2 separate regions of the Homo sapiens genome follow, and region 1 is linked to region 2. Evidence: chromatin contacts called from ENCODE Hi-C or POLR2A ChIA-PET data. All regions are on one chromosome and are shown on one strand. The core of a region is the stretch at or near the end of the contact, and the rest is flanking DNA. Distances in the headings are between cores, read along the strand shown.

Region 1 (6,727 bases), core at 2,914-5,413, 2.5 Mb after region 2:
TCATGACTGGCAGAGCGAGGATTCAAACACTGGCCTGCCTTCCTGAAAATCGATGCTCTTTCTGCTAAACCACAGATCACCCACAAGGATTACAATGTTGGAGCAGGGATTAACCACCCAAGAATACTCATGGCATCGTAGGCCAAACTCCATCTCTTCTCCCTCATGCAGCAAGAAAGTTTCCATCTCAAAACAAGCCATTTCCTCTGAGCAGGGGTCTCAGCAGGGATGAGAAAATCAGGCCCTCAGCCCTGTGGATGCAGGCCAAGGGAGCTGGGCTTGTGGAAGGCTTCTTGGGGTTCAAACCCAGGGGAATAAAGAGTCCCAGAGGAAACTTTTCTTTGCAGGAAAGAAGTGTCCAGGGCCGTGGTGGGGGAGGGGGCATCTGTAGGTCATATAACAAACACCAGACCTCTCCATTTTATACCTCATTCCTTTGGTGGGGGCAAGCAGTGGAGCCATCTCTATTTGGGAAACAGTGAAACTCAAATCACCATGAACCCTGCACTTTTTCTGTTAATTGTGTGAACTTCACTGTGCCTGGAGAATGCATGGACCTGCATTAGAGGAAGTTATATTTCTGGAATATTACATATATATCTGTGTAATATATCAATTATATGGAATATATATTTTGAATATATTATACATAATAATATATGGGAATATATATTATTCCCATATATTAGGAATATATAATATAATATAATCCTAATATATATTATAATGTATATCTTATATTTCCTTGCATTATGGGTTTTCTTTGCAAAGAGTAGATACCCTTTTGGGAGGTTCCAATAAATCTTATGAATAAATGACTGAAGCTGGCAGCACAATACCCAGCCCCTGAGGGAGCTCCTAAGCCTTTCAATTCTCCAGCCCTGAGCTGGTTCTGCCCAGCCGGCACTGTCAATTTGTGGCCACCTCGCTCCAAGCCAGGTATTTCCAAAGGTCGTGGACTTGGAATAACAGGTGCTACTGTTTTGACTTCAGAAAGACAGCCTGGGACCAAAGAATCCTCCATAGCTTCAGGGCTGATGTGGGTGCGTTAAGAAAGTAGGATTTTGGATGAGATCTGTTACAGGGTCCTTTGTCTCTCTTATAGCAAAGAAAACTGAGAAGAATTTTAAAAGGCTGCCTTGGTCTCCAGAATCCCTCTGGAAGCAGATGGCATGTCAACAGGTTCCAGGGCAGGCTCCAGAGGCCCCAGACCTGGGAGCCTTATTGGAATGTAATTAACCTAAGTGCTGTCTGTTAGGATGAAAAGGCAGGAATGCAATTATGGAAGGAGCATGAGGTGAGCTTTCATTGATTAACCTGTCCTGTCTGATTCCATTCCCTACTGAGGTGATTTTGGGGGCCCTGAGGGTTGCCTTGTGCCCTCAGGGTTATGAGAAAGGAAAACAGTCACTGCAGAAAGTGAATACCTAAAACAGAGTTCAGGATGCCTGTGTGGCCCCCCAAAATTGCCTGGAAAATGCACTTGTGCAAAATGTAAAATGTACATTTTCGAGGAAGAGGCCGGACACTCTTATCACTTGCTTGAAGGGGTCTGCAGCCCCCAAAGCGTTAAGAATCTCTGTGCTAGAGGAGCGAAAGCTCAGCACAGTTGCTAGAGTAGGACCTCAGGAAAAGTCCCTTCAGTTTTCAGCTCCAAATGGCCATCATCCATTTGGCTGATGCTAAGGCTAAGCAAGTCACTTAGCCTTTCTGTGCCTCAGTTTCATCTGTAAAATGAGGGACATCCCAGGGTTCATAAGATAATTGAATGATATGCAAATACAAAACTTTTTTTTTTTTTTTTGGACAGAGTCTCGCTCTGTCACCGAGGCTGGAGTGCAGTGGCGCGATCTCGGCTCACTGCAACCTCTGCCTCCTGAGTTCAAGTGATTCTCCTGCTTCAGCTTCCCAAGTAGCTAGGATTATAGGTGCCTGCCACGATGCCCGGCTAATTTTTGTATTTTTAGTAGAGACGGGTTTCACTATGTTGGCCAGGCTGGTCTCGAACTTCTGACATCAGGTGATCTGCCTGTCTTGGCCTCCCAAAGTACTGAGAATACAGGCGTGAGCCACCATGCCGGTCAGAATGCAAAACTCTGTTTATCCGTCTTGCTCTGTCACCAGGCTGGAGTGCAGTGGCATGATCTTGGCTCGCTGCAACCTCTGCCTCCCAAGTTCAAGCGATTCTCCCACCTTAGCCTCTTGAGTAGCTGGGATTGCAGGTGCCCACCAGCAGGTATGGCTAATTTTGGTATTTTTAGCAGAGACGGGGGTTTCACCATGTTGGCCAGGTTGGTCTCGAACTCCTGACCTCAGGTGATCTGCCCACCTCTGCCTCCCAAAGTGCTGGGATTACAGGCATGAGCCACTTTGCCCAGCCAAAACTCTTAACCCAACATCGAACACTTGGTAAGCACTCAATAAATGGAAGCCATTTTGATTATGATTATCAAAGTCTAGAACATAAAGTGGACTGTGTACATGCACTCTTTAGGAGCAGTCTTTTGGCCCCAAACTAGATTCTATGGGAATTCCCAGGTAAGATGCTTCTCCAAAATGAAGTGAAGCCATGTGACCCAGGGTCTTTAAACATTGCTTCCTCAAACCCTCCCCCAGTAGGGTACTTCTCCCCCAGAGGCATGGGGATCTGGCCACACTATAAGACAAACTTCTGGAAGTGGGGGCACATCAAGCGTCTGGGTGGTGCCAGTGCCTGGGCCTGAGCTAAAGTCTTCACCAGCCTGCCCCTTTTGGGGAAGCTTCTGACAATTTCGATTACCGAAATCTTCCTGCCTTTTGGGATAATACAGTCAAATGCTCCATTGAGACAGACTTCTGTATCTTTACAGGCCCTAGAATGAGACCAACCCAAGGCCCAGCATCTGCAGAATGTCCCGTGTAGAACCAGGAAGGAAAAACTAAACCACTCCTTTTCCCCTCTTCCCAACACACCCTTCTCTCCTCTCAGATCCTTGGAGTTCTCCGCACTCAGAACCTACAAGCTGCCCAGGGGTCTTCCAGACCAGCCCCAGTTGCTTCCAGCCTCCTTCCGCCAGCACATCTCTGCAGCCTTGGGCCACCGATCCTAAGCCAAAGCCTCCCCAACCTCTGGGCTCAGAAGCAGGTGTAATCCCAACTCCAGCAGGGAATTCCAGAGGTGAAGGTCACGGGAGCATCTTTAATCTTCGGTTCCCAGTAGAGAAGATACCCAAAGAGCAGGGAGCAGGAGCCAGCTCCAGGCTATACATTTGTTTATTCATCAATCATTCATTTATGCATTAATCATTCATTCCCCCCACCCATCAGTCATTCATCTGCTTATTTATTCATTCAATGTGTTTGTACCTTGTCCTTGCTTTGGTTACCGCAGATGTTGGTCCTCTCCTGCTTTGATCTGTCCCCTGTTTCTCTGGCAGCTGCACAGCAGAAGCCTTCTCATGTCCCTTGTTGGGTACTTGGCTGAGAGTGTGTCTCCCTCTCAGAGGTGCCTGAGGAAAATCAAAGGGACAGTGCAGAGCTGTCTGCTGCCTGCAAGTTCCCTTCCATTGCAAAATCCAGCCTTCTGGTCCGTAGGTCAGTGGGAGAGATTGGGAGGGGCTGCAGAGGGGTCTCCAGGCCCAATCGAGGAATAATGGTCTGGACATCCTCACCATGTGTGAGCTCTGGCTGTTTAAAAAATAAAAAAAATAAAAAAATAAATATACTGGTCCTTCTGGGAGAAAGGGGACTGCAGGAGACTCTAAGCCTCTGTGCCTGGTTCTGAGGCCTGAGCTCAGCACTTTGGCAGGCCCAGAGAACATGGTATGGGAAAACCTGGGGCTGGAGTTTCAGAGGCCTAAGCTGTGAGCCTTCTGACAGGTCTCCCACCTTCCATCCTTCCATCTACCTGACCCTGTAAAGTCTGTTCTCAGCCAGCAGCCAGAGATCCTTTAGTAAAAGACCACGTCCTGCCTGTGCTCAGAACCCTGCCCTGACTTTCAGTTCTCTCGGAGAAAAACCCAAGGCCCCACTTGATGGGGTCCCCCTCATCTCCCACTCACTCCCTCCATTCAGCCCCCACTGGCCCCATCCTTCCCGAACTCACCAGCCACACTCCAACCTTAGGGCTTTTGCTATAGTTGTTTCTTCTAGAACAGGCTTGACCTGGGTGACTTGCTTGAAAGTGACTCACTTTCTCACTTCCTTCAAGTCTTCGCTCAATTGAAACCTTCCCCATAAGCCTACCATGACCCATCCTATTTAAAACTGCAAAGCACACAGGCACGCGCGCACACACACACACACACACACACACACACACCACTCTCAACCCCCCTTCCTCTTTAGCACTCATCACCTTCTAACATAATACATAATTTACTTATTATTTTTACCATTTATTGTCTGTCTCTGCCTGCTCAAGTATAACTTCCAAAAGGGTAGGGGTCTTTGTATGTTTTCTTCCCTGATGTATCCCGAGGGTGGGCCATCCCATGGATGCCTGGTGTATAGCAGGAGCTAGTAAAACATTCCTTGGATGAAAGAATGAATGAGTGAATGGGCTGTAGGAAGCTCTGAGGATGAAGCTTGTGAAGCCACAGGCTGTGGAGTTTGGGGCTTCCTGGGGGTAGAATTTAGGAGGTCCACAGTGGCTTCTATCAGCTGTGCTGAGGAGAGAAGAGCCAGGCAAATTGCCCGCTGCCAGCCTTCTCGGGGAGGAAAGGTAGGCAGCAGCATCGGTGGGGATTGCGCTAACTCAAGGTGCCAGCTCCATGCTGCTCTGGGGCTGGCCAGCGCTCTGGATGTCATTAGCTGATTTGTTCTGCTCTGCAGAATGTACTTTTCATATTTAGGCAGAAAAAAACAGCTTTCGATCCTTGTGCCCTTTCTTCTGTGAGCTGTAGCACATGGCCTGCTAATTATGAATTAATCCTCTAAAGAGCATGTTCATTATTCTAATTTAATTGTGCTTCGTTTCAGAAAATAACTAAACCCAGCGTGGAATAAACTCCAATGCTGATCAGTTTTCAAGAAGTTAACATAAGACAAAATTCTGCTAGAGGGCAGCAGCAATTTGGAATCATTAAAGGGAACCCATGTAAATAATAAAAACAAAACTAAAATGCAGAATTAAATTAAGGAATAGGAAATTAAATTTGGGAATCTAATCTAAAATTGAGGCCTTATATGCACAGGCTTACCCTGGCTTGGCTCTTCGCTCAGGAGTGCTCAGGAGAGGAGGTTCTGCAGAGTTTCCCACGACCAGGGAAGCGGCAGTCCCTCCTGGGTGGCAGTTTGCTGTTCTGGGAAGAGAGATGTGGGCTGAAGTGGGAGAAAGGGGGCTTTCCTCCCACGGGGTCAACTGTGATGAAGATGAAAGCCACATTGTCACAGATGCATCTGGATAGCTCATCCTGAGCCCTGGTGACCGGTTCAGGAGAACTGCCTGCAGCCAAGAGTCCAAGCTGCCACTCACTAGGAGGAAGCACAGGAAATGAGGCAGATGGTGCTGGGTGGCTGCTGGCCTGAGATGCTGGGAGTGGTCAGCCCTGGGCAAAGAAGCCGCGCCAGCCCTCCTTCACCTTTGGGCCCTGGGCACCCTTCCACAGGTGACCCAGCTCAGGACAGAGGCTGAGGGAGTTTCCTCCTGCCCGGGCAGTGGCCCCTAAGCAGGGTCCTGGCCTCCCCACCATCACCGTGAGAGCCCAGTTACAGATGGAGGAGACCCGGACTCCAGCAGCATCATGACAGGTCAGGCCTCCACCAGGCAAAATGAGAAAGGGAGGATGGGAAGGACGGGGTGTGGGGAGGAGGAGAGAGCCAACTTATAAAGTGTCTGCAAGTCAGATGTACAGTCAGGGGCAGAGTTAGCACCATGGCTCAGGCTTCATTATGTATTGATTTTTTAGACCCTGTCCCTGGGGTATTCTTTTTCTCTCCATATTCCTACCTCCTCTGGCTCTCTTCCTCTCTCTCTCCCACCTCCCTCCTCAAAATGAAAAGAGCTCAACCTTCTGAGTCAGACAGACTGATTTGGAGCCACAGTTCTTCCTCTTACTTGGTACTGGAGCTTCAACAAACTATTTTGCCTTCCTTAACCTCAGTTTCCTCATATGCAATGCTAATAATATCTGTCTCCTTGGTTTGTTACAAGGGCTAAATGCAAGAAAGCACTTGGCACAGAGCAGGTACTCAGGCACTTCTGCTTTTTTATTCTCTGTTTCACCAGTGCTTCTTCACATGCCACTCTCTACACACACATGCACACACGTGCACACATATGCACGCACAGGCTCCATCCTCTGCCAAAGGCCTTAGGCTGTGTTTCTAGAGCACCACAAGTAGTTAGAAAAAAAATAGTCCAGTCAATCAAATGCAATCAACTGCTTGCTTTGATTCACAAAGGCAAACATTCAAACAGATGGCCTTATCCCAGTATCAAAGTGAAGTTTTCCATTGCCATTTTCATTTGGAGTTCTACATGGATAAATTAGCCACCTTAAAATAGATCTCTTTTTTGAAAAAAGAAGAGAATACAAACAAGCAAAAAAAGTCTTAACTTGTTCTCATTTAATTCACATTTTGATCAAGAAACTAATGCACAAAATTGAGGCCACAATACTGATTGGTTAGTTAAACAGTGATTGCGTCTAAAACTATCAAAGATGGAGACCACAAGGACAAAAAAGGCTAAGAGTTCTGTCTTGAATTCCCTGGCTACTTTACCTTATCTTACTTTGCTAACTGC
Region 2 (7,121 bases), core at 3,435-5,934:
TGCAGGGTGACAACTACCCTGAATTTAGAGTTTTAATTCCTCTGTGTATTTTTATATTATTTAAAATTTTTTTTAATAAGAGCTGGAGTCTTCCTGTGTTGCCCAGGGTGAAGGGCAGTGCCTATTCACAGGTGCAATCCACTATGATCAGCACAGGAGTTTTGACCTGCTCTGCTTCCCACACAGGTGGGTTCACCTTTCCTTAGGCAACCAGGTAGCCCTCTGCTCCTGGGAGGTCACTATATGATGCCCAGAACTAGTGGGCTCAAGCAATCCTCCCGCCTCAGCCTCCCAAGTAGCTGGGTCTATAGGCACACACCACCACACCCAGCTATTTTTTATATTTATACTATATATGTATCCATAAGACATAAAGTTGATTTGCAAGTTTTTCATCATTAAATGATATATTATGCGCTTTCTTCTTAATCTCTCACTCAACATGTATTAATACTCATCTTTTTTTTTTTTTTCTAAACAGTCTCACTCTGTTCACCAGGCTGGAGTGCAATGGTGTGATCATGACTCACTGAAGCCTTGACCTCCTGGGCTGAAGCAATCTTCCTGCCTCAGCCCTGCAAGTAGCTGGGCCTACGGGCACACGCCGCCATGCCTAGCTAATTTTTGTATTTTTTGTAGAAACAGGGTTTCACATGTTGCCCAGACTAGTCATGACCTCCTTAGCTCAAGTGAGCCACCTGTCTCAGCCTCCCAAAGTGCTGGGATTTCAGGTGTGAGCCACCATGGTTGGCCCCTAATACACATCTTTTTTTTTTTTTTCTTTTTTTTTTGAGATGGATTCTCACTCTGTCTCTCAGGCTGGAGTGCAGTGGCACGATCTTGGCTCACTGCAGCCTCTGCCTCCCAGGTTGAAGCGATTCTCCTGCCTCAGCCTCCCGAGTAGCTGGATTACAGGCGCTTGCCACCACGCTCTGCTAATTTTTGTATTTTTAGTAAAGATGGGTTTTGCCATGTTGGCCAGGCTGGTCTTGAACTTCTGGTCTCAAGTGATCCGCCCTCCTCAGCCTCCCAAAGTGCTGGGATTACAGGTGTGAGCCACTGCGTCAGGCCAATACACATCTTCTAGTTTATTTAAAGTGCTAGATAGTATTTCATTGTATAAAAAGACCACAGTTTATTCATTCTTTTGTTGATAGATCTTTAAATTGTTTCCATTATTTTTCCCTTACAAACAATGCATGATAAATGTTTTTGTATGTGTCTCCTTGTGAGAGTTATATATCTAGGTGTGACATCACTGGGTTCTATCACAAGTCTTTGGAAGTAATTTTTATGTGGATAGTGCAACAATATGACTAGTTACTTAAAAGAAAAAAATTAAGTCAAGATAAGTGGCGGAAGACACAGAAATTCAGAAATAGGATGTAAAATAGTAATGGAATAGTAGGTAAATTAGATACATAATCCTATGCCTTTTTTTTTCTTTTTGAGACGGAGTCTCGCACTGTCGCCAAGGCTGGAGTGCAGTGGCGCCATCTCGGCTCACTGCAAGCTCTGCCTCCGGGGTTCACACCATTCTCCTGCCTCAGCCTCCCGAATAGCTGGGACTGTAGGCGCCCGCCACATGCCCGGCTAATTTTTTGTATTTTTACTAGAGGCAGGGTTTCACGGTGTTAGCCAGGATGGTTTCAATGTCCTGACCTTGTCATCCGTCCGCCTCAGCCTCGCAAAATGCTGGTATTACAGGCATGAGCCACTCCGCCTGGCGACAATCCTATGCTTTTTTAAAAAGGTAGTTCATCTTTTGGCTGGGCATGGTGGCTCATGTCTGTAATCCCAGCACTTTGGGAGGCTGAGGCAGGAGGATCACTTGAGGTCAAGAGTTTGAGACCAGCCTGACCAACATGGTGAAACCCTGTCTCTACTAAAGGTACAAAAATTAGCTGGGTGTGGTGGTGCACACCTGTAATCCCAGCCACTTGGGAGACTGAGGCAGGAGAATCACGTGAACATGGGAGGCGGAGGTTGCGGTGAGCTGAGATCACGCCATTGTACGCCAGCTTGGGCAACAGAGCAAGACTCCAGCTCAAAAAAAAAAAAAAAAGGGAAACATTAATGAAAAGGTAATTCATCTTTTGAAAAAAAAAGTAGAGTGAACATACTGAACATCACAGATTTTCATCTACATTTAAGATGCTAGCTTTAGGCTGGGCGAGGTGGCTCATGCCTGTAATCCCAGCACTTTGGGAGGCCAAGGTGGGTGGATCACCTGAGATCAGGAATTCGAGACCAGCTTGACCAATATGGTAAAACCCTATCTCTACTAAAAATACAAAAATTAGCTGGCATGGTGGCGTGCACCTGTAGTCCCAGCTACTTAGGAGGCTGAGACAGGAGAATTGTTTGAACCTGGGAGGCGGAGGTTGCAGTGAGCTGAGATTGGGTCACTGCACTCCAGCCTGGGCAAGAGAGTGAAACGCTGCCTCACAAAAAAAAAAAAAAAAAAAAAAAAAGATGCTACCTTTAGTGTCACTGCTTCTGTGAAGCCTTCCAAAAATTGCCTTTTTTTCAATTACTTTCTCCTTTTGACCTCCATTCTCTCTACCTCTGTTATATGATATTGTGCATTATATTTGCTGTGGTTTGTTTATATCTCTCTCAGCAGGCTGAATGTGTTTTGAAGGTGGAGTTCATGTCTTATTCGTATCCCCAGGGTGTGGTGTGCAGTTGGTGGTTAAGTCTGAGGAATGAATGAATGGCCCAAATCACCGAAGATCTTTCAGAGGTGGCAGTGGGGTTTCTTTTTTTCTTTTCGAGATGGAGTCTTACTCTGTCATCCAGGCTGGAGTGCAGTGGCACAATCTCAGCTCACCGCAACCTCTGCCACCCAGGTTCAAGTGATTCTCCTGCCTCAGCCTCCCGAGTAGCTGGGATTGCAGGCACGCACCACCACGTCTGGCTAATTTTTTTATTTTTGGTAGAGATGGGGTTTCACCATGTTGGCCAGGCTAGTCTTGAACTCCTGACCTCAAGTGAACTACCTGCCTCAGCCTCCCAAAGTGCTGGGATTACAGGCGTGAGCCACTGTGCCCACTGGCAGTGGGTTTCTGATGATAGGATAGTTTCATGAAAGTTAGCTTAAAGTACAAAAAACTTTTTTTTTTTCTTTTTTTGAGACAGTCTCATGCTCTGTCCTCCAGGCTGGAGTTCAGTGATCTTGGCTTACTGCAACCTCTGCCTCCTGGGTTCACGCCATTCTCCTGCCTCAGCCTCCTGAGTGGCTGGGACTACAGGTGTGCACCACCACGCCTGGCTAATTTTTTGTATTTTTAGTAGAGACAGGGTTTCACCATGTTAGCCAGGATGGCCTCGATCTCCTGACCTCGTGATCTGCCCGCCTCGGCCTCCCAAAGTGCTGGGATTACAGGCATGAGCCACCGTGCCCAGTGAAAAAGCTTTGATCCTTTGTCTTCAATTGCACCTATGAAAAGGAAGTTTCGTATAAAAGCTGATATAAATGGCTAATAAAGCAGAGAAATAGCTTAAAATTTGACTGTAGACATTTGCTATGTATGATTAATATGTATCAGTTTACAGTTAATTTTAGGAAAACTTAAATTTTATAAATTGCCAAGAAATCACCCATGAAAAACTAATTTTCACTTAGCGGTTTAATTTTTTAACATTAGGATTTTTAAGTTTCGCTAGTCTTATCATCTGGGACACTGGAATTTTGTCTTGTTGGAATTGCTGATTAAACAAAATAATTCTTCAAAAGTGCTTAGCACAATGTTAGGTAAATAGTAAGCACTAAGTAAACATTGGCTTTATTATTATTAGGTGGTCCTATACTATGATTCCTCCTATTTATATCACGTGTGTCTTGCTGCATATTTAAGGACGCTCCCATCTATATGTTTGGACTAGTGCAATAGTAAAGCTGCCAGCTCAGGTGAAGAAAACCATTTAAAAATTTAAAGTTAAGCACATGATGGAAAATTCTTGAATATGTGGTGAGTTAGGTATAAAAAATATAGGGGGATTGTATTGTTGAATACAAAAAAGCCATTAGACTATTTTAAGAATGCTCTCTTCTGTCATTAGGGCTTGGTTATGAATAGTATATCACATGCATGAAAGGAGGTGGTGGCTAGTTTCATTTCCCTAAAACATGTTTCAATGGTAAATTAGAGGCAGCTGTGGTTTACTGACGCATAAACCCAGTGAGGTCTATGATAACTAGTATATATTTACAGTTTGACTCATGGTGCCTGTCAGGCTTTAATCATAGGGGAAGAAGTGATAGTACTTAGACTTCACTGTTTAATCTTCCGTTCATTTGTTTTCCAAGTTTGTTTCAGTCTGTGGGCAGGTTCCCTTTTGATTGCAACATGCAGTCCCTATTTCTGCAGTTTATCTTCATTTGCCATTTTGAGAGGGCTATGAAAGTCCTATGATAAGCTCCTTGTTCTCCAAATCCATGCATATAAGTCTCATCGAGTTGGATGCATTCTAAAGACATTTTGAAATCACATCAACACTTTCAGATCAGCAAGTTATTTCTTAATAAATTACTGTCTTAATGTTAGATGCTATTTTAAAAACACGAAAGAGAGCAGTTTCCAAATATGTGTTACTACTTCCAGGGAATTGTAAACTGGAGTGTTTAATTAAAAGAAGGCCCTAAATTTTTATTATGCTGTCACTGGATATTTGAATAACTAGCTGTAAATGAGTTCTAGTTGTACAAAAGTGATTTTCTAAATCCAGTTGTCCCTATTTCAAAATATAGTTCTAGTTCCTGGGTGAAACTGAAAATGAAATGGCCATGTCTTTATAACTAAAACAAATTAGAGGGTTGCAGCAATAAAATGAACCCACAGAGGGGAAAAAAACCCTTTGAATCAGGTTTTTATTTTCTTCTCCTGAACTGATTGGGTAATTTACTCAACTAATTTTGTCTAGTCATTAGGAAGTTAATACTCCATTCTATAATTTCCTTCCACTCAAGTGAGCAATACTGGTGCATATAATTTGGATTAAGAACATTCCTCTACTCTTACAAATATTTGGATATATGCCTTGAATATGCTTCCTCATTTAGGCCACAGAAATTTATTCAAAGACAAATCAATCAAAGATAATAACATTAACTACTATTTATTAAGCATCTCCTTCATGACAAGACTTTTTCCCATATTGAGATATAATTGACAATTGAAAATTGTACATATTTAAAGTGTACAACATGATGATTTGATATGCATATATATCCATGCATATATATCCATATCCATATCCATGCATATATATGGATATATATGCATATATATGCATATCAAATCATGTCGTACACTTTAAATATGTACATATTTCAATTATGCATATATATGCATATATCCATATCAAATCATATATATATAATATGCATATATATCATATACATATCCATCACCTCACATAGTTACCATTTTCTTTTGTTCTCTCTCTCTTTCTTCCTTCCTTTCTTTCCCTTCTTTTTTATTTTTTGGTGGTGAGAACACTTAAGATCCACCCTCTTAGCAAATTTCAAGTATATAATATAGTGTTGCTAATTGTAGTCACATCGTTGTAGAATACATCTCCAGAATTCATTCATTTGGATAACTGAAACTCTGTAACCCTTTTCCAATATCTCCCCATTCCTCTATCCCTCCAGCTCATGGCAACCAACATTCCACTCTCTGCTGTTCTAAGTTTGACTACTTTAGTTTTTACATATAAGTGAAATCAACACAGTATTTGTTTTTCTGTGTCTCGCTTAGTTTACTTAGCTTAATGTTCTTCAGGTTCATTCATGTTGTAAATGACAGGATTTCCTTTTGTTTTGAAGGCTGCATAATATTCTGTTGTATATGTATACCATATTTTCTTCATCCATTCATCTGTTGATGGACATTTAGGTTGTTTTCATATCTTGGCTATCATGAATAATGCTGCAATGAACGTAAGAGTAGAGATATCTCTTAGAAATCCTGATTTTCCTTTTTTTTTTCAGACAGTCTTGTCACCCAGGCTGAAGTGCAGTGGCATGATCTCGGCTCACTGCAACCTCCGCTTCTTGGGTTCAAGTGATTCTCCTGCCTCAACCTCTGGAGTAACTGGGATTATAGGCATATGTCACCATGCCCGGCTAATTTTCTTATTTTTAATAGAGATGGGGTTTCATCATGTTGGCCAGGCTGGTCTGGAACTCCTGACCTCAGGTGATCTGCCCGCCTCGGCCTCCCACAGTGCTGGGATTACAGGTGTGAGCCACCGTGCCTGGCCTATTTGATCATCTTTTACAGCTTAGGGAATTAAGGTTTAGATGTGGCACAGGACAGAAACATACTTTGAAGATAGGTCTGTTTGACTTCAAAACCTGTGCTCTTTGCCAGGTGCAGTGGCTCACGCCTGTAATCACAGCACTTTGCAAGGCCAAGGCAGGAGGATCACTTGAGGTCAGGAGTTTGAGACCAGCCTGGCCAATATGGCAAAACCCTGTTTCTATTAAAAATGCAAATATTAGCCAGTCATGGTGGTGTGCTCCTGTAATCCCAGCTACTTGGGAGGCTGAGGCACGAGAATCACCTGAATCCCGGAGGTGGAGGTTGCAGTGAGCTGAGATCGTGCCACTGCACTCCAGCCTGGGTGACAGAGTGATAGTCTATCTCAAAAAAAAAAAAAAAAACAAAAAACAAAAAACCCCCACAAAACCCACAAAACCAAACCAAAAAACCTGTGCTCCTTACTGTGCTCTCCTGCCTCTCAGTGCGAGATAAACAGAGTGGGCAAAATAGCCTATGATGTCATCATCCGCAAGGCCTGTTGCTACTGTGTGATGCCTGCTCCCTAGATGACCTCCTGGGGGGGTGAAGCGAGAGGAAATCTGGCACCAAGCTGGTTGAGGGGCAGAGCGAGAATGTCTGGGCTTCCCCCACCCAGCTTGGAATGTGAGTGATGCAAATCATCTCATCGAAGGCTCAACTGCAGCCAGGAGACTCCTCCAGTGATGATGAGAGTGTACAAATGAAGTGCAGGAGCGGGGGAGCCTTCACACACCTCCAGCCCTTCCTGCTTCTTGAAATACTCATATCCTCTGGCAGAGACTAGCTACAGAAATCCATGTCCACTTACTC

The links. Hi-C counts contacts between places; a loop is a spot of excess contacts on that map. ChIA-PET counts read pairs that join two places held with the same protein, here RNA polymerase II (POLR2A). Pooled maps may share reads with other maps.
Region 1: a pooled map shows a loop between it and region 2 (6-fold over the local background). The contact joins the promoter of LINC02898 here to the enhancer-like site in region 2. A Hi-C loop is called at or near these places in 2 of 50 pooled maps. POLR2A ChIA-PET finds 5 or more read pairs at or near these places in 2 of 52 experiments (A673 and AG04450).

What each region holds. Positions count from the first base shown.
Region 1 is chr2:41,949,643-41,956,369 of GRCh38, forward strand. LINC02898 (long intergenic non-protein coding RNA 2898) reads right to left here and starts at 4,164. Exons shown (of 4, transcript NR_161189.1): 1 at 4,085-4,164; 2 at 3,346-3,666. LOC124905996 (a long non-coding RNA gene) reads left to right here. Exons shown (of 3, transcript XR_007086296.1): 3 at 2,969-3,407. RefSeq lists an enhancer at 3,900-4,039 and silencers at 6,061-6,110, 6,121-6,200.
Region 2 is chr2:39,488,112-39,495,232 of GRCh38, forward strand. The region is part of intron 3 of MAP4K3-DT (MAP4K3 divergent transcript); the gene reads left to right. Among named protein-coding and RNA genes, the nearest start is that of MAP4K3-DT, 54 kb to the left of the region's middle. Within about 2 kb of position 4,685, at least 6 of the 41 ENCODE cell types and tissues checked have a DNase peak (open chromatin) inside an H3K27ac peak, as active enhancers do.